Regions from separate parts of the Homo sapiens genome. Here region 2 is linked to region 1. A link is a loop called in an ENCODE intact Hi-C map of the cell type or tissue named here. Cell type or tissue: Caco-2. All regions are shown on one strand. Region 1 has its middle 320 kb from the start of F9. Region 2 has its middle 390 kb from the start of F9.

What was found. Hi-C counts contacts between places; a loop is a spot of excess contacts. Peaks named below come from ENCODE experiments on the same cell type or tissue, not always from the same donor. Only the 100,000 strongest peaks of a DNase experiment are listed, where the experiment ranks them.
Region 2: a loop joins it to region 1, with 7 times the contacts of the local background. A loop is called at or near these places in 3 of 110 quality-filtered maps.

What each region holds. Positions count from the first base shown.
Region 1 is chrX:139,209,935-139,217,934 of GRCh38, reverse strand. No RefSeq gene overlaps it. Among named protein-coding and RNA genes, the nearest start is that of F9, 320 kb to the left of the region's middle. In Caco-2, no CTCF peak of the experiment used is centred here; a DNase peak (open chromatin) is centred at 4,404.
Region 2 is chrX:139,136,245-139,144,244 of GRCh38, reverse strand. It overlaps a transcript of FGF13 not described here. Among named protein-coding and RNA genes, the nearest start is that of F9, 390 kb to the left of the region's middle. In Caco-2, no CTCF peak of the experiment used is centred here; no DNase peak of the experiment used is centred here.

The DNA of each region.
Region 1 (8,000 bases):
AGGTAGAGCAATTTTCTTCATACTGGTCTGATGCTTTTCTTGTTAAATTCAGTCCAGTGTATTACACAGGTTATTTTCATTATTGTGAATATAACGTTTCTCATTTCTATTTCTTGGTGTTTGTTGTCTGAATAGAGATACACTATTTGTTTTATAGTAACCTTGTATTCCTTTATGGTACCACATTCTTTGAATAAGTCTCATAGATTTTACTAGAGTGTTTCGTTTTCTAGCTATACAAATATACCATTAGCAGACAAAGAAATAGATAGCATTTCTGATGTTTGTATTCATTTATTTTTTGGTCTTTTTATTAACTAGACCATCCAAGGCAATGTTGAATAATAAACAAAGATAAGAGGCATTCTTGTCTTGTTCTGAATTTTATTTGAACAGGTCAGTGCTTTGCCATTTGGGATTATATTTCACATCCATTTTTGGTAAACTGTACTATTTTAAAAGGTTTTATTTTAATCTTATTTAACTTAGAAATTTATTAGGAAGGTAGCTGAATTTTATTAATTGACTTTTAAGCCTTTCTTGATATCATCACTCATATGGTTTTCCTCTTTAAGTTATTGATGTAATTAATTATGTTGATAGATTTACTGATACTGAACCTCCTTTGCATTTCCAAATTCAATTCTATATGTCAGTTAGTAATATCTATGAAACAAACCAGCCAAAATCTCAGTGGCTTTAAAAACAACAATCATTTGTTACTGCTTGTGTGTCTTCAGGTTAACTGGGGTCTGGCTGATCCAGTTTGGGTTGAGCTGAGTGGCTCTGATTGTCACTGTAGGTCTGTTGGTCTGTTGGAGCTGCTTTACTTCAGGCTGTAGTGGCAAGTGCAGCTCTGCCCTAAGTAACTCTTATCCTCCTGACAAGGCAAGTAGGCTAGCCAGGCTAGTCTCGAGGTGACTGCAGAGACACAGGAGGGAAGGAGAAAATGCACAAGGTTTCTTAAGGCCTAGCCTGGGAAGTGGCATTTGGCTGATTTCAAAGTTAAGGGACAGGGAAATGTACACCATGTAAAAATACCTGGACACAGGGAGGAGTGAAGAACTGGAACCAATACTGTAATCCACCACACTCTAGTTGGTTATAATTATACTTTATTGAAAGATTGTGGCCGGGTGCGGTGGCTCACGCCTGTGGTCCCAGCGCTTTGGGAGGCTGAGGCGGGCGGATCACGAGGTCAGGAGATCGAGACCATCCTGGCTAACACGGTGAAACCCCGTCTCTACTAAAAATAAAAAAAAAGAAATAGTCGGGCGTAGTGGCGGGCGCCTGTGGTCCCAGCCGCTCAGGAGGCTGAGGCAGGAGAATGGCGTGAACCTGGGAGGTGGAGCTTGCAGTGAGCCGAGATCGCGCCACTGAACTCCAGCCTGGGCGACAGAGCGAGACTCCGTCTCCAAAAAAAAAAAAAAGAAAGACTGCTGAATTGTATTTGCTAATGTTTTATTCAAAATGTCAACATTTACACCCAAGAATTAGTGTCTATAGATTTCTTTTTTGTGGTCTTCCTTCTAGGTTTGGATATTAAATTTAGGTTGGCTTTATAAAAAAGAATTAAGGGGCTTTATTTTTTATGGCCTATAAGAATTTAAATGACAGTAAAATTACTTGTTTTAAAAGAAAAAAGTTGAATCGGAGCAAATGATTCTCTGCTATGATGACTGTTTCAGTGGTAGATGTTTATTCACGATTTAATTCTTTTATTTGATAATTGACCTATTCAATTTTTATTCTTGTGGGGTTAATTTGGCTTTCTAAAAAATCATCCTTTTTCTCTAGGTTTTCAAATGTGTTGTTACAGAGTTTAATGTACTTTCTTATATAATTATTTAAAATTGTCTCATCTGTGGTTATGTCTGTTTTTTCATTTCAAGTCTTGTAAATATTTATTATTTTTTTCTTAATTAGACTTGCAAGATGATTATCTGTTTTATTTCTCAAAGAACAATTTTTGGCTATTTCATTAATTCCAGCTTTTATGTTATCAAAGCCTTTCCTAGTTCTTTTTAGTTTTATTTGTGGTTCTTTTCCAAATATTTTAAGATGAATTTTAAGCTCATTTACCTTCTCACCTTTGTTTATTAATACTGAAAACATTTAAGAATAGAATTTTTTCTCACTCATAAGTGGGAGTTGAACAATGAGAACACATGGACACAGAGAGGGGAACATCACACACCGGGGCCTGTCGGTGGTGTGGGGAAAGGGGAGGGAGAGCATTAGGACAAATACCTAATGCATGTGGGGCTTAAAACCTAGATGACGGGTTGATAGGTGCAGCAAACCACCATGGCACATGTATACCTATGTGACAAACCTGTACGTTCACCACATGTATCCCATAACTTAAAGTAAAAAAAAAAAAAAAAAAAAAAAAGGAATTTTTTTCTGAGTACAACATTCTTTGCGCCACATAGGTTTTGGAATAAAATGTTCTTTTTAATTGCTGTTTACATAGTTTATAATTTCACTTTTGAATCAATGGTGTTCTAGGAGTGTATTTTGTAATTTCCTCTTTTTCTTTTCTATTTTATTTTAGATTCAGTGAGTATATGTGCAGGTTTGTTACATGGGTAAATTGCATTCACTGAGGCTTGTTGTAAGAATGATTCTGCTACCAAGGTAGTGAGCATACTATCTGACAGGTAGCTTCCCAACTCATGTTCCCATCTTTGTGTCCACATGTATTTAATGTTTAGCGCCCACTTATAAGTCAGAACTTATGGTATTTGGTTTTATGTTTCTGCATTAGTTCACTTAGGATAATGGCCTCCAGCTGCATCCATGTTGCTGCAAAGAACATGACTTCATTATTTTTTATGGCGGTATTATATTCCATAGTGTATAGGTACCCCATTTTCTGTATCCAGTCTGCTGTTGATAGGCATTTAGGTTGATTCCATGTCTTTGCTATTGTGAATAAAGCTGCAGTGAACATACAAGAGCATGTGTCTTTTTGGTAGACTGATTCATTTTCCTTTGGGTATATACTCCAAACAGTTATTTTTTGCATATTTTAAATTATTCATTTAAATTTTATAATTGTTATGCTCAGAAAAGCTATTTTCCATTATCTTTGACCAAAAAAAAAAATCACAGATTTTCCTATATTTCTTCTCTTTTCTCCTTCTAGGAGACTTATTATTTTTCAGGATCTATCCTCAAAGGTTCTTATGTTTCTCTTCATCATTTCATTGTCTTTATATTTTTGACTTTGTGCTTTGTGATACTTCTTCCACTTTATCTTCCAGGCCACTGTTTTGGGTCTCAGCAATAATCCTCTTCGTCTTAAGTGCATCTACTGAACTGTTTATTTGGGAAATCACATTTTTGTTTGCAGTTCTAGAAAGTCTATTTTTATGCTGTGCATGTATCTCCTTATATGCTCCTATTTTGTTATCGTTATTGGTAGTGATGGTTTTCAAGTTGTCACTTGTCTCTCCTCACATCAGTTTAATTTTTTTTAGGTATACATTGCTCAATTTACCTCTCTCTGGTTGGTGATTGCTGAACCCACAGAAATGGTTATAAAGCATTTTGTTGTCAGCACATTGAGGTCAGCTCATATTAGAAGGGGAGCTCCCCAAGGGGTTGTAAGCCATTGAGTAGTGGGATACTAGAAACTAGTACCTGGAGAAAGCTGCTGTCTTCCCAGGTCTACACTGACCCTGTCTGTTCCTTTAGTTCATTCCTTCTTGGCCTCTTGAAGGTCTAGGAGACCAGGAACACAAGTATAATGTTGTTTTCCCAATCTCCTAGTCTGTTTGTGCTGGGCCTTTCTAGTGCTGGATCCAGGCTTTGCTCAAGGGGCAAAGCCTGATAACACTTATTTTTATTAAGTCTTCTGCAACGTCTAGGACCCTACTCATATCCAGTTCTTCTCCTTAGGCTTCAATAGCCATTAGGTTGAGGAGAAGCAGGAAGCCTGGAGCTGACAATGGGAAACAACACATGCTTAGTTGGTATCTTCCCAGAGCCCTCTGTGGTTTCTAAAGAAGAAGAAAAAAGGCCTTTTAATGGATTTTAGTTACATTACTTCCTAGGGCGTCACTTTATAATAACACAGAACTAGTGGTGAAATTCAGGGTGGGTACCTGCATCAGTTTGGGTACAGTCATGAAAATAGAGCCACTAAAATGTTAACAATGATAAGGAATTTAATATATTTTAGAAACTGGATTCATAAAAAGTGGGAGCTAGAGAGTGAAAGTCTGGAAGATTCATGCTGGAGGATCACACAAATGTCTCTAATGACTTTAACTTGAAACACTGGAGGAGGTGAGGAAACAAAAGCTCACAGGAATTCTGAGAAGTCACCAGGTCTAGTTGCATAAGGCTAATCGGAAGTGGACGTCATAGAGAGATCTGTGAAGCCACACTATCTGACTGTCACAGCCTCCTGAGAACAATGACTTCTGCTTCACTCCCACATTCCAAGCCTTGAGTGAGTTTCTCTCAGTGGCAAAGTCTAACTTGGAACCATATAAGGAAAGAGCTTCTGAAAACCTACTTCCCAGCCTTAACCAGAAGTGGTCCCTGAGTTGACATCGGACAATCCAGCACAGTACCCCAGAAGAAAGAACAAAGACTAGCAGTGTAGGATTATGAGTGTGGCTAAGGAAGCCTCTGAGAGGACTCCTCTGTCCTTAGTCACAGTGCCATAGCTTTCTTGATTGGTGTGCTTTGATGTGGTTCTCAGAAATGTCCTCTTCACTACCAAAAAAGACAGAGCATCACTCAGTATCCATGGATTCTTTCAGAATCCTCTGGCCCATGCCAACCGCAGCCTTCTTGACAACGTCAGCATCTGATATGCAAAAAGTATTGGATTTTGCAACAGAAAGACCTGGGTTCAAATACTGCTAGTGCTATTCCATAGATATGGGAACCTGAGCTGGTAATTACCCTTTCCAAGCTCTTTTCATTACTTGTAAATCAAGGCTGACACTGTGTAATACTGAGAAAAGGTACAAGGACGAAATGACAGTTTATATAAAGCACGATATATTAATTACCTCATTTATTTTGGGTCATTAGTCTTGCTGCCTTGACAATGCTTCTGGTGTATGCCTAAAACAAAGGAAAATGATGCTGTTGTTTCTTTTCTTTTATAGTAAGTGGGGACCCTCCAGGGAGATTCTCTTGTGCTGTCCAAGCAACAGTAAGGCTCCTATTATTGATCTGAGTTGCCTCCCCAAAGCAGACAACAGTGATTCCTTACCTTGCAGGCTGGGTGATGTAGGGAGGGAAAAGGCCTTATAGAATAGAGTGGAATAAATACAGAAAAAAATGTAATAAGAAACAATCATGCAAGATCCTCATAGTGGGAGAGGGGATGAGAACATGGAAAGGGAAATAGCAGCAGAGACTGCACTGGGAGAAGTAGAATGGGGAAGAATAAAGAATCCCACACGTGGGATACTGAGAAGAGTACATGAGTAGGGAGGTCCCTTAGAGAAGACCACAGTTAGCTACAGTATGGCAGGTACAGTTATGACAACAGTGTAATGGGTAAAGTCACTTCAGCCATGTGCCAGACACATCCATTCTACACCATGTAAAATCATACCAAGTAGGTTACAGTTTCAAGTGAAGGAAAGTATAGGTCTAAGTGTCTCATCATGAGAAACCCAGCTTGTTATTTCTTGACCATCTGTGAGTCACTTCTCTTTCTCTAAAATGTAACAGTTGTATACAGTACCAGCTGTGTATAAGGGCTCTTCACATGTCCCAACCCCTAGCACTCCAAAGAAGGCTCCAAGAAGCTACCCAAGAAGACAAAGGATCAGAAGCAAAACGACTGGCAATGCAGTGAAGATCATTTAAACTATCAGAGGAAGAGGAAGATTCCCAGAATCTTTCTTTACCAAAATCGTGGGCAATAAGACAGGGTTGGAGAGAAACAGAGAGAGAAGGTGTCACAGATGGGAATGTCTGAAAGCAGATGGAGTTTGTGGTGGAAGATGTTTTCATTAGGGATCAACAACTGTGAAAGGAAGTGGGAGGAGGCTGAGTTGGGCAGAGGGAGAAGTTGAACTGTGAAGCAGGACTAACGAAGCCTTAGCCTACCCGGCAGGGAGCTCTGGAGTGAGTATTGTCTGTCAGAGTGCCTGTGTTGATCTAAAATGGCCAGGCTTTGCTCATTCATGGAATGTGGGCTGACCTAGGAAGGGAATGACCTCAAGTGAAGCAGTTCCGCAGCAGAGACAAACCGTGAGGGAGCTGACAGCTGGAGGCTGCCTAGCGACTGCACTCCCCATAGCTGGGCAGCAAGCCTTTCTTGGGAGGAGAATCTGGACAGCACTCCTTTATGTCTATCACACTGTGGGGGTGGGGGGTAGCGGGATGTGGGGAGGGGCAAGGGTCAGGCATTGACAGAAAACAAAGAAAGAAAACAAAGGCACTGACAGAAAACAAAGGAGAGCCCAGTAAGCCCTGAGATCTCTTCTCTTTCTCTAATGTTTGACTTTATCTTCAGAGAAATTTTAGAGGTATTTTTTATTTCATAATATTAACAAAATATTCAGTGTCATATTGTGGAAAGAGCAGGGACTTTGGAAGCAGAAGGACCTACCTGCATCTCAATCCTGCCTGGGTGCACCTCTTACTAGCTGTATAATCTTGGATATGTTGCTTCACCTCTCTGAGCTTGTTTCCTCATCTGGAAAATGGAGATAATAATAACCATTAACTCAGAGGGTTGCTTTCAGTATAAAGTGCCATATTCTGGATAAATATGTAGTACATACTAGTATATTAAGCAAATAACATTATAATGATGAGGATATTTATTGTGCCTCTTACGTGCCAGGCACTATGTTATACCACAGGTTGGGCATGGGACAAGTTAATCTTAGAGGAGTTTCACACAGTCCTTTTCTTCTACGAATTTACAATCTTGTTGAGAGAATTCAAGATATAGGCAAATATGAAGGGCTAACAACTTACTACTATATCCAATAATTTTTTTGTGAAATAAAATTTTCTCTCCCGAACTGTTTTATTTTACCATTGTCAGTATGACTGCTAGAATGAAGGCAAGAACAAGACCTGAAAATCTTCTGGAAACTGACCCAGGCCAAAGTCTTTTGTGTGTTACTTCCTGGGAGAGACAATGGCAAGGTCCTCAGTTTCAGATGTAGTGAATGTTGGGAGCATGCTATGAGGAAAAGGCTAACTTTGATTACCCATTCCTCTTTGACACAGGTGATTCTGAATGCTGTGGAATGATAGGGATTCTGGGTGAAGATCCAGGGCTGCCCGGTGATATTGGTTGGGAATGAGATGGAATCTTTGGAAAAGCTGTAGCTCATTGTTTCCTTCTTCACTGGAGAAGAAAGTGACAAACATTTAAAGATGTTCATTCCTGACAGGCATCCCAACATCGCATTATAATGGCCCAAATGTCAATTTTACAGGAGGCAGAAAATCACACATCTGCTTCGTGTAGATTGGAAGGGTCTTAGTGTTAAGCTGTTTTGGGATGCATCATTGACATCGCTCTGTCTTGTAACTTTCTCTCACTTTAAAACCCATTCTGGTTTGTAACAGACAAACATAGGGAACAGAGAAGACTTGATCTGAAAATCTTTCTGGACTACTCATTTCAGTTATCCATTGCTGCGTAACAAAGCACTCCCAAACTGAGTGGCCTAAAACAACCACCAATTTGCTCACAAGTCTGTGGGTTGGAAATGGGGACAGGGTGGAGCAGGAATGGCTTTTTGGTTTCCCATGAAATCTGGAGGCTCACAGCTTGAATGGCTAGGAGCTGACTGAGATGGCTTAATTGGTGCGATATGTCTGGAGCCTCGGTTCTTGCCATCAGCTGAGTTGTTCAGTTCCCTTTCACATGGACTCTTCATATGGCCAGCTCGGGCTTCCTTACAACTTGAGTCTCAGGGTGTCTGACTTCTTACATGGTGTCTGGCTTCCCCTTGAGGGAACTGCATCTGCCAAGTTTCTTAAAGGTGAGGACTGAA
Region 2 (8,000 bases), 74 kb after region 1:
GAGTTCTTTTCACACAGGCCAGGAGGGGGTTCAGGCTTCCCTGCTCAATGGGCACTCAATGCATAGAGTGAGACTGTGGTGAGGGTTACAGCTCAGTGAGTACGCCATCCCAGGCCTGAGGCTAGCAGTGCCAGTGAGAACAGGAAGGGAGAGAAGGAGGGGAGTGCTGCACCCTGCCAGGGCTACCTTTCCTTGGCTTTGGTGTGTGTGGGCTTCAGCTTGCATGTTGGTGGTCTGCAGAGCTGGCCACTGGGAAGGGAAGTGAACTAACAGAAATTTGGGGGTGGCAGGTGCATATTAGGGTAGCAAGAAGAGAAAGGCAGTCATTTGGGCCTGGAACCATACTAGAAGGCAGTTAGGAGACTGGAGAGTTTGATTTATGTGATCAGCTAGTATGTAGGTCCACTGTGCATGGAAGTCCCTTGGGACTAGATTTTGATGCATCCCCAATCTGTGCTCAAAGGCTCCAGCAATGCCCTAGTGGAGTCTGGTTGGAGCCCACCTTGGAGGGAAGCAGTCTTCATCACCTAAAACAGCAGCGCCTTATTTAGGTTAGTTTGTCTTCAAGTCCAGAGAACATTTTGGGGGACAAGCAGGTCCAAAATGGGATGAATGGGGGACATCTTCCCTAATTGAACAGTGAGAGCGCATCCACAGCGTGGGGAAGACAGACAACACAGAGTGTACTGAAGTACTTCCTTTTGAACTTTGTTAAACCTCCGCTAATTTGAATACTAGTAATCCAAATAATGTCCATTCGGATAAAACCAGGGCTATAATATTTACTTTTGTAATTATGTTATATATTTGTTAACATTTAACATTTAGTCAGGCCTGTGTTGCGGTTGCTGTGTGGAAGCTTATCAGTTTTTGCAAAGTGTGGAACACCTGTAAATGATGATAGGCACCTTGTTGATGACTGTGAAGCACTGGGGCTCTTCCAGACTACTAGGACTATTACCATAGGCATGAGTAATATGGAATCAGTAACCCAGATTACCACATAAATATCCAAACACAAATGAGCTTAGAGACTTCTGGCTCCCCTTTCAACATCTTTATAGCCTGATTTTCAGAGGCAGGATATTTCCCACTGGTTTTTATTCTCATGAGTACCTTGCATTGCTTATCCTGGTTATCAAACTTAGGGCATATATAGTGTTCACAGTGCTAAGCCCTATCTTTGACAGTGTGCTGTTATAACATTTTATTTTGTATGGCCTTAGATGATTCTCCAAATGCTGAGTCTTTTCATTAAAAAGTCTATCAGGACCTCTACTTGCAAATATTTCTTTTTGTGATATGTGGATGATGACATATCAACCATCCAAGATGGTGCTGGATTTGAACCTTTTTCTAATAGCAGTGGGAAGTCATTAAAGGATTTTAAGCCTAGGGTAACATGATTCAATTTTCAGTTACATGCGATATGTGGATGATGACAACCACCACCACCACAATGAAAGTAAGAAAAAACTGATCAGTGCTTTTTCTGTTCTTTTCTTATGTTATTGCATTTAATTCTCACAACAACTTTTGAGACAGGCATTAATTTTACTCTTCTACAGATGAGGAGGAAACCAAGGCTCCAAGAAATAACACCACTTGCCAAAGTCATATGGCTTGAAAGTGACCAAGCCAGGAATTGAATTCAGGCAGGCTGGTGGCCTTTCTTAACCATTACATTGTACCCAGAAATTGAAAACCACTTTTTCCCCCAAACTGTTAAGAATTAGAGAGATTTGGTACTCTGCCAGTACTACTTACTGGCAGATTTTGAAAAGCCGTGTACTTAATTAAAGTTTTCCTGAAGAGAGTACTTTGCTATTCTCTGAAAGTTTACACCTTCCCTATTTTTATTGTCTGTGATGATGCCATTTATGTTTTTATGTGGTGGTATTTTTATCTTTTTCTTTCTGTTAGCTGTCATTTTTACCTATAGAACCTGTGGCCAATTATCTGTGCCATTTTCTCACTTGACAACTAAAATATTGACAATAAACATCAGTCATTGCTTGCAGCTTAGAAAAAAATGCAGTGAGACACATTTATCATAACTGAGTTTTGGAAACTAGCTGTCTTTATATTCAGGTGACAGACACACTTGTAAACAACTGATGTTTACAGCACCAACTTAGATCTCACAGGAGGAATGGGGTTTTTTTCACTTGCCTATGTATTCTTCAGGCAGAATGTGTACCTTAAGTGTTTGAGCCCGGCAATGTCTTCAGTCTGCCTGAGCTCCAAGGTTCTCTTTTTCGGCTTCTTAGGCTAATCAGTGTGTGGGTCCTAGGGCACACAAAACCCATGACATTACTACTTTCATAGATGTTAATGTGATCTGAGCTGTATTATAAGGCACTTGCCCTTAGCAGTTAGTTAAGAAATATTCACTGAGTACCTATTATGTGCCTACTGGAAACCAGAGTATTGAATAGAATATATATGGTCTCCATGTTAATGGTTTATTCAGAGAAACAGAACATTGAAGAACTAAATATACATAAGTTAATAAGAGAAGTAGGAAGAAACTGCAAAGGAGATGTACAAACCTGACGGACTTTTCCAGGAAATTGACTTTTCAGCTGGGATGGAAGAATGTGGAGGGGTCATTATATGATGAGAAGGGAGGAGAGCTTTGCGGTTAGAGGGACCAGCATGTGTGAAGGCTTATCAGTAGAATAAACAATACCATGATAGAGAAACAGAGAAATTCAGCAGGGCTGGAGCAGACAGAGTGAGTGGAGGGTGGATAAGACGGTGCTGGATTTGAACCTTTTTCTAACAGCAGTGGGAAGTCATTAAAGGATTTTAAACCTAGGGTGACATGATTCAATTTTCAGTTACATTTTGAAAAGGTCAATGCAGTTACTATTCATTTCACAGGTAATTATTGAACATTTACTACATTCCAGGCATTGTCCTCGGCTCTGAGGGATAAGCCAAATAATAAAATAGACAGTGAATTCCTTGCTTTTGTGGATTTTATATTCTAGTGGAGTGGAGTTTGGAGATAGTAAAGAAACCAACAAGTAGAACATATCACATGGTGAGGAGTGCTATGAAAGCAGCAAAGGTCCAAGAGTGTGCCCTTGGGGAAAGGGTGCCAATTGTGTGTGTGTGTGTGTGTGTGTGTGTGTGTACACTCTTATCTATCTATCTATCTATCTATCTATCTATCTATCTATCTATCTATCATCTATCTAGTGGTGAGGAAAGACCTCGAGGAAAAGCTGGCATTTCAGCAAAGGCCTGGTGGAAGTGAGAGATTGACCATGAAGGAAAAGAGCTTTACAGGCAGAGAGAAGAGCAGACACAAGGCCCTTAGGAGAAAGGAGAATTGGCGTATTCAAGGCCCAGCAACAAGGCCAATGTGACAGAAATGGAGTGAGCAAGGAAATGCGGTGGAAGATGACATCTCTGAGATAGTAGGGACCCAGATCATGGAGAGCATTGTTAGCCAGTGTAAGGATTTTAGTTTTCATGTTGAGTGAGATGGGAAGACATTGGGGGAATGATAAAATGCACATGAAGTGTTAAAAGGATTGATCTGATTGCTGCCCCATCTCCCCTCCCCCATACTGCCTGGATGCTCCGTTGAAATAGACCCTAAGGGACAAAGTGGAAGCAAGGAAATGATGACTTGGACCAGGGGCTTCTTGTAAAGGTGGTAAGATGGAATGACTTACTACAGAACACATTTGAAGGAGGGTGAGAATAGAAGCAGGGAGCAGCCTGTTGCAGTAGATACATTAGGAGACTGGAAGAAAGCTGATGGTGTTCTGGAAATGAATATGGGCCTGGAGATGGAGAGGTGTGGGAATATCAGATAGTTAGTTAGAACACAGAGCTGACCCACAGGACTTTGCCGATGGGTAGCATGTCAGGAATGAGGGTGAGGGAGGAGTCAAGGATGACTTCTGGGTGTCTGGCTGGAGCACTGGGGTGATGTCATTTATTGGGACCACTAGGCACATACTAGTTTGGTGGTGAGGTGAGTGAATGACTCCACTTTGAACTGGGTTTGATTTGGAAATTCCTATGAAATGTGAAAGGGGAGAAACAGAGTAGATCATTGGATATATGAGTCTGGATTTCAGATGTTTGACCCAGGCTGGAGATGTAGATTTAAAGGTTAATGAGGAGGAAGATATGAATGGGAAATGAAGTCCTGGATTATGGATGATCTTGTTGAAGAGTAGAGTGAGAGGAGAAAAAGATATGAACTAAGTTGAGTAACACCTCTTTTAAAGGTTGAGAGGAGTAGAATCAGTAAGAGACATAGAAACAGAATATTTAAAGACATAGAAGGAAAATCAAGAGGGCATGCTTCAGACAAGCCATGTATAGGGTGTTTCAAATAGTAATTGTCAATAGCAATCACCATACTCTCTTGCCTCTGTGCCTTTGTACGCATTTTTCTCAGTACCTAGACTTCCCTTCTACCCTTCTCTGTGTTTTTCTCTTACGGTATGCTTTATTTTTCCTTTCATGCCTAGCAACTAGTATATTGCTTAGCATGTAGTTCTAAGTAGGTATTTGTTGAGTAAATGAATGGATGAATCTATAATGGACCCATAAAGATGACAGGTCTTACTACATTTAGGTTACCTTTTTCTTTAAGGTATATTTGAATCATTTTAAGATAAGTAGAACAAATAAATTTTCCCCGCTTTCAATCCATCACCATTGTGCAATCCTGAAAGCTTGAACATTCTTGGTACCTTTAACTGGATGCCTTCCTTTGTGTAGTCTCCTTTTTAAGCCTGTAAGGAATTTAACACTTTGTTTAATAGACTTCTTTAAAAATATGCTCATGTTTTGTTGGACTTTGAGTGATCTGTTAATTCCCAGGTAAGCATTTCTGTGTGCACATGAAGATGCATAACTCATACCTATTTTTGTGGACTCTTGGGCATTTCATACAGTTCTCTGCAGATAGTAAGGCACTCAATACGTCTTTGCCTAACTAGCTTAGCAGTGTAGTGATGGGTTTATATTAATTAATAACAGGTCGGGCATGGTGGCTCGTGCCTCTATTCCCAGCACTTTGGGAGACTGAGGCAGGCAGATCGTTTGAGGTCAGGAGTTCGAGACCAGCCTGACCAACATGGTGAAACCACGTCTTTAGTAAAAATACAAAAAAATTAGCCAGTCATGGTGGTGCCCACCTGCAATCTCAGTTACTTTGGGAGGCTGAGGCAGGAGAATAGCTTGGATCCGGGAGAAGGAGGTTGCAGTGAGCCGACATTGCACCACTGCACTCCAGCCTAGGCAACAGAGTGAGACTCTTATCTCAAAAAAAAAAAAAAAAAAAAGATAAATAACAAGTGTGAGCTGGTATAGACAAACTGGTTTAGAATCAAAAGACCTGGGTCAGAGTCCACGCTGTGTCTCGTACAGATTGTGTGATATTGGCAAGTCATTGGACATCCTTGAACCTCAGTTTCCTCAAATCAGAAGTGAGAATCATTTTAAAAAGGTTGCCAGGAGGATCAGATATGAAAGTGCTTTGTAAACTGGAAATCCTTCCTCTGTGGTAGGGAAGCTTGCCATTGAAAACCCATCCAAGCATTCTGAGGCCTGGGGTACATGATCTGTACCCAGTCTATGCTGTTGTTTCCCCTGTACTGTGTGTCTGTAAGATATGGGTGTATTATTAAGTGAGCTCTGGTGGCTGCCTTAAGCCCTCTGTGTACTTGGGTCTCTGTGGATGGAGTTGTTCATGTGAAAATAACTGATGGGCTGTAGGTCACAGACCTGCTCTTTGAGCCTAGTGTGGACCTGCAATGAGCAGACTTTTTGTCCTTGGTGCAGAAATAGCCTCTGACTTGGGAGAGAGGGGCAGAGTGGCCAAATCCTGCTGTCTTACTTCTTCAATTGGTTTCTATAATAGCTTCTCTAAGGTAGGGAGTGCTATGGTTAAGAACTTGGGCTTTGTAGTAAAGCAGAAGTGGGTTTGAATCCCACTGCTAGCACATATTTGGTGTTTGGGCTTGAGAAAGTTACTTGGTTCCTCTAACCTTCCGTTTTACCATCTGTAATTTGGGGATAATAAGAATATCTACCTCACAGGGCTATTTTGAGGAATAAATGAGTGAAGCATGTAATATGCTTAGCATAGTTCCTGGTGTACCCAGTAAGTGCTTCATAAATGGTGTGTACTATTGTTATTATTGTTTATGATGATTCCAGTGGGTCCTTTCAACTTTGCATTGACAAAGGATAGTCCCTAGTCAATCATAGGATATGGGAACAACGGAAATTCCACTTTTTAACCATTACTCTGGACTCTGTCTGCAAAGATGATGATTGGATCTTGTTCATTTCTGCATTCTCAGGGCTGAGGCTAGTGCATTGGCCAGTGAGCAGGCACTGAATACAGGGCAGAGAACTTGAACTGGCCGTGTGACCATTGCTTCACGGTGATCTAAAATGCTTTCCCTAAACATACACACAACACCTAACTCATTAGATGAGTTGTTGAAGTGGGTTTAGCCTGCTGTTGCAGTCTCAAAACTCCATCAGTGGGTGCCAGAGTTGACACAATCAAAATATTTCTTGAGGAAAGAATAATTAGCAAAAGTGAGTGTTCCTCAATTAGGGCCTGAGGGTTCTGGTGCTTTGATTATTTCCAACTACTCATCACTAGGCTGGATCCCAAGTGGAATACTTGGGTGGGCTTCTGTGTGCTTAGCCCTAATGAGTGTGGCAGTACATCTGGTACATGCCTGAGTTCTAAGTGGTGAAGAAGTCTGTAACTTAGCAATTGCACAGTTAAGTAGCTGCCTCTGGAGAGTGGATGGAATCAAGAAAAGGGCCCAGAAATCTCTGCATAAGGTACTGCAAGAATGCCTCTTGAGAACTTTTGGAAATTTGGTTGGTATGTGTTCTACAAGTTCAGTTGCTTGTTTGTGTGTTTGCCTAACCATGCAGTTTCTGCTGCCTTGTTTTACTTATATGCTGCTTATATAATCCCCCTGAATAGGCAATTGTGGTAAAGTGTAAAAGGCGTGAGATCTAGATTAGGCAGCTAAAATATCAAATCATAGCCCTGTTTAATTGACTGTGATTCTGGGCATGTTGTTTAGCCTCTCTGAGCTTGTTTCTGTCTGTTAACAATTAGAATAATAATGCTTATGTTCCAGTGTGATTGTGAAAAGTCATGGGATAACATAGGTGAATGACCTATCTAAATGTCTGGCAGTCTCAGGCTTAATACTAGGTGTAATGGATTGTGCAGAAAAGAGTTAGCAGAGTAGGCCTGACTGCTATCTGTTGACATGGTTGGGCCTTGGCTGGCATCTGGGAATTCGTCTTTCAGGAGGGTTTCCACCATTCTTTAATTGATAAAGTGTCTCTTGGTGCCTAAGCCATTTGTACAAACACTGTCATTTTTACCAAACACCTGCTTTCCTCTGGGGTTTTTGACATTTTGGTATGTGCTTGGCAGAAAGTGTCTACATGACCAACTCTCTCCAAAAACCCTTGGCACTGAGTCTAATGAGCTTCCCTAGTAGATGACATTTCCCATGTGTTGTCACAACTTGTTGCTGTGAGAATTTAGCATGTTTTACGTGACTTTACTGGGAGAGGACTCTTGGAGGCTCTCACCTGGTTCTTCCTGGACTTTACCTCATGTGCTTTTTCCCTAGGCTGGTTTTGCTTTGTATCCTTTTGTTGTAATAAATTATAGTTGTGAGTGCAACAATTTGTTAAATCCACTGAGTCTTCCTAGCAGATTATTGAACCTGGGCTTGATCTTGAGAACCTAACACATTGATACAGATTTAAATGTAGAACACATGTGTTGCCCTTCAGAACACTCACACTTTACTGCAAAGGCATACAGAGTCATATAATGGACTTTAGAGACTCAGAACGGGGAGGGTGGGGGGGCAGGGATAAATAACTATACATTAGTTACAGTGTACACTACTCAGGTGACAGGTGCACTAATATCTCAGAATTCACCACTATAGAATTCATCCACGTAACCA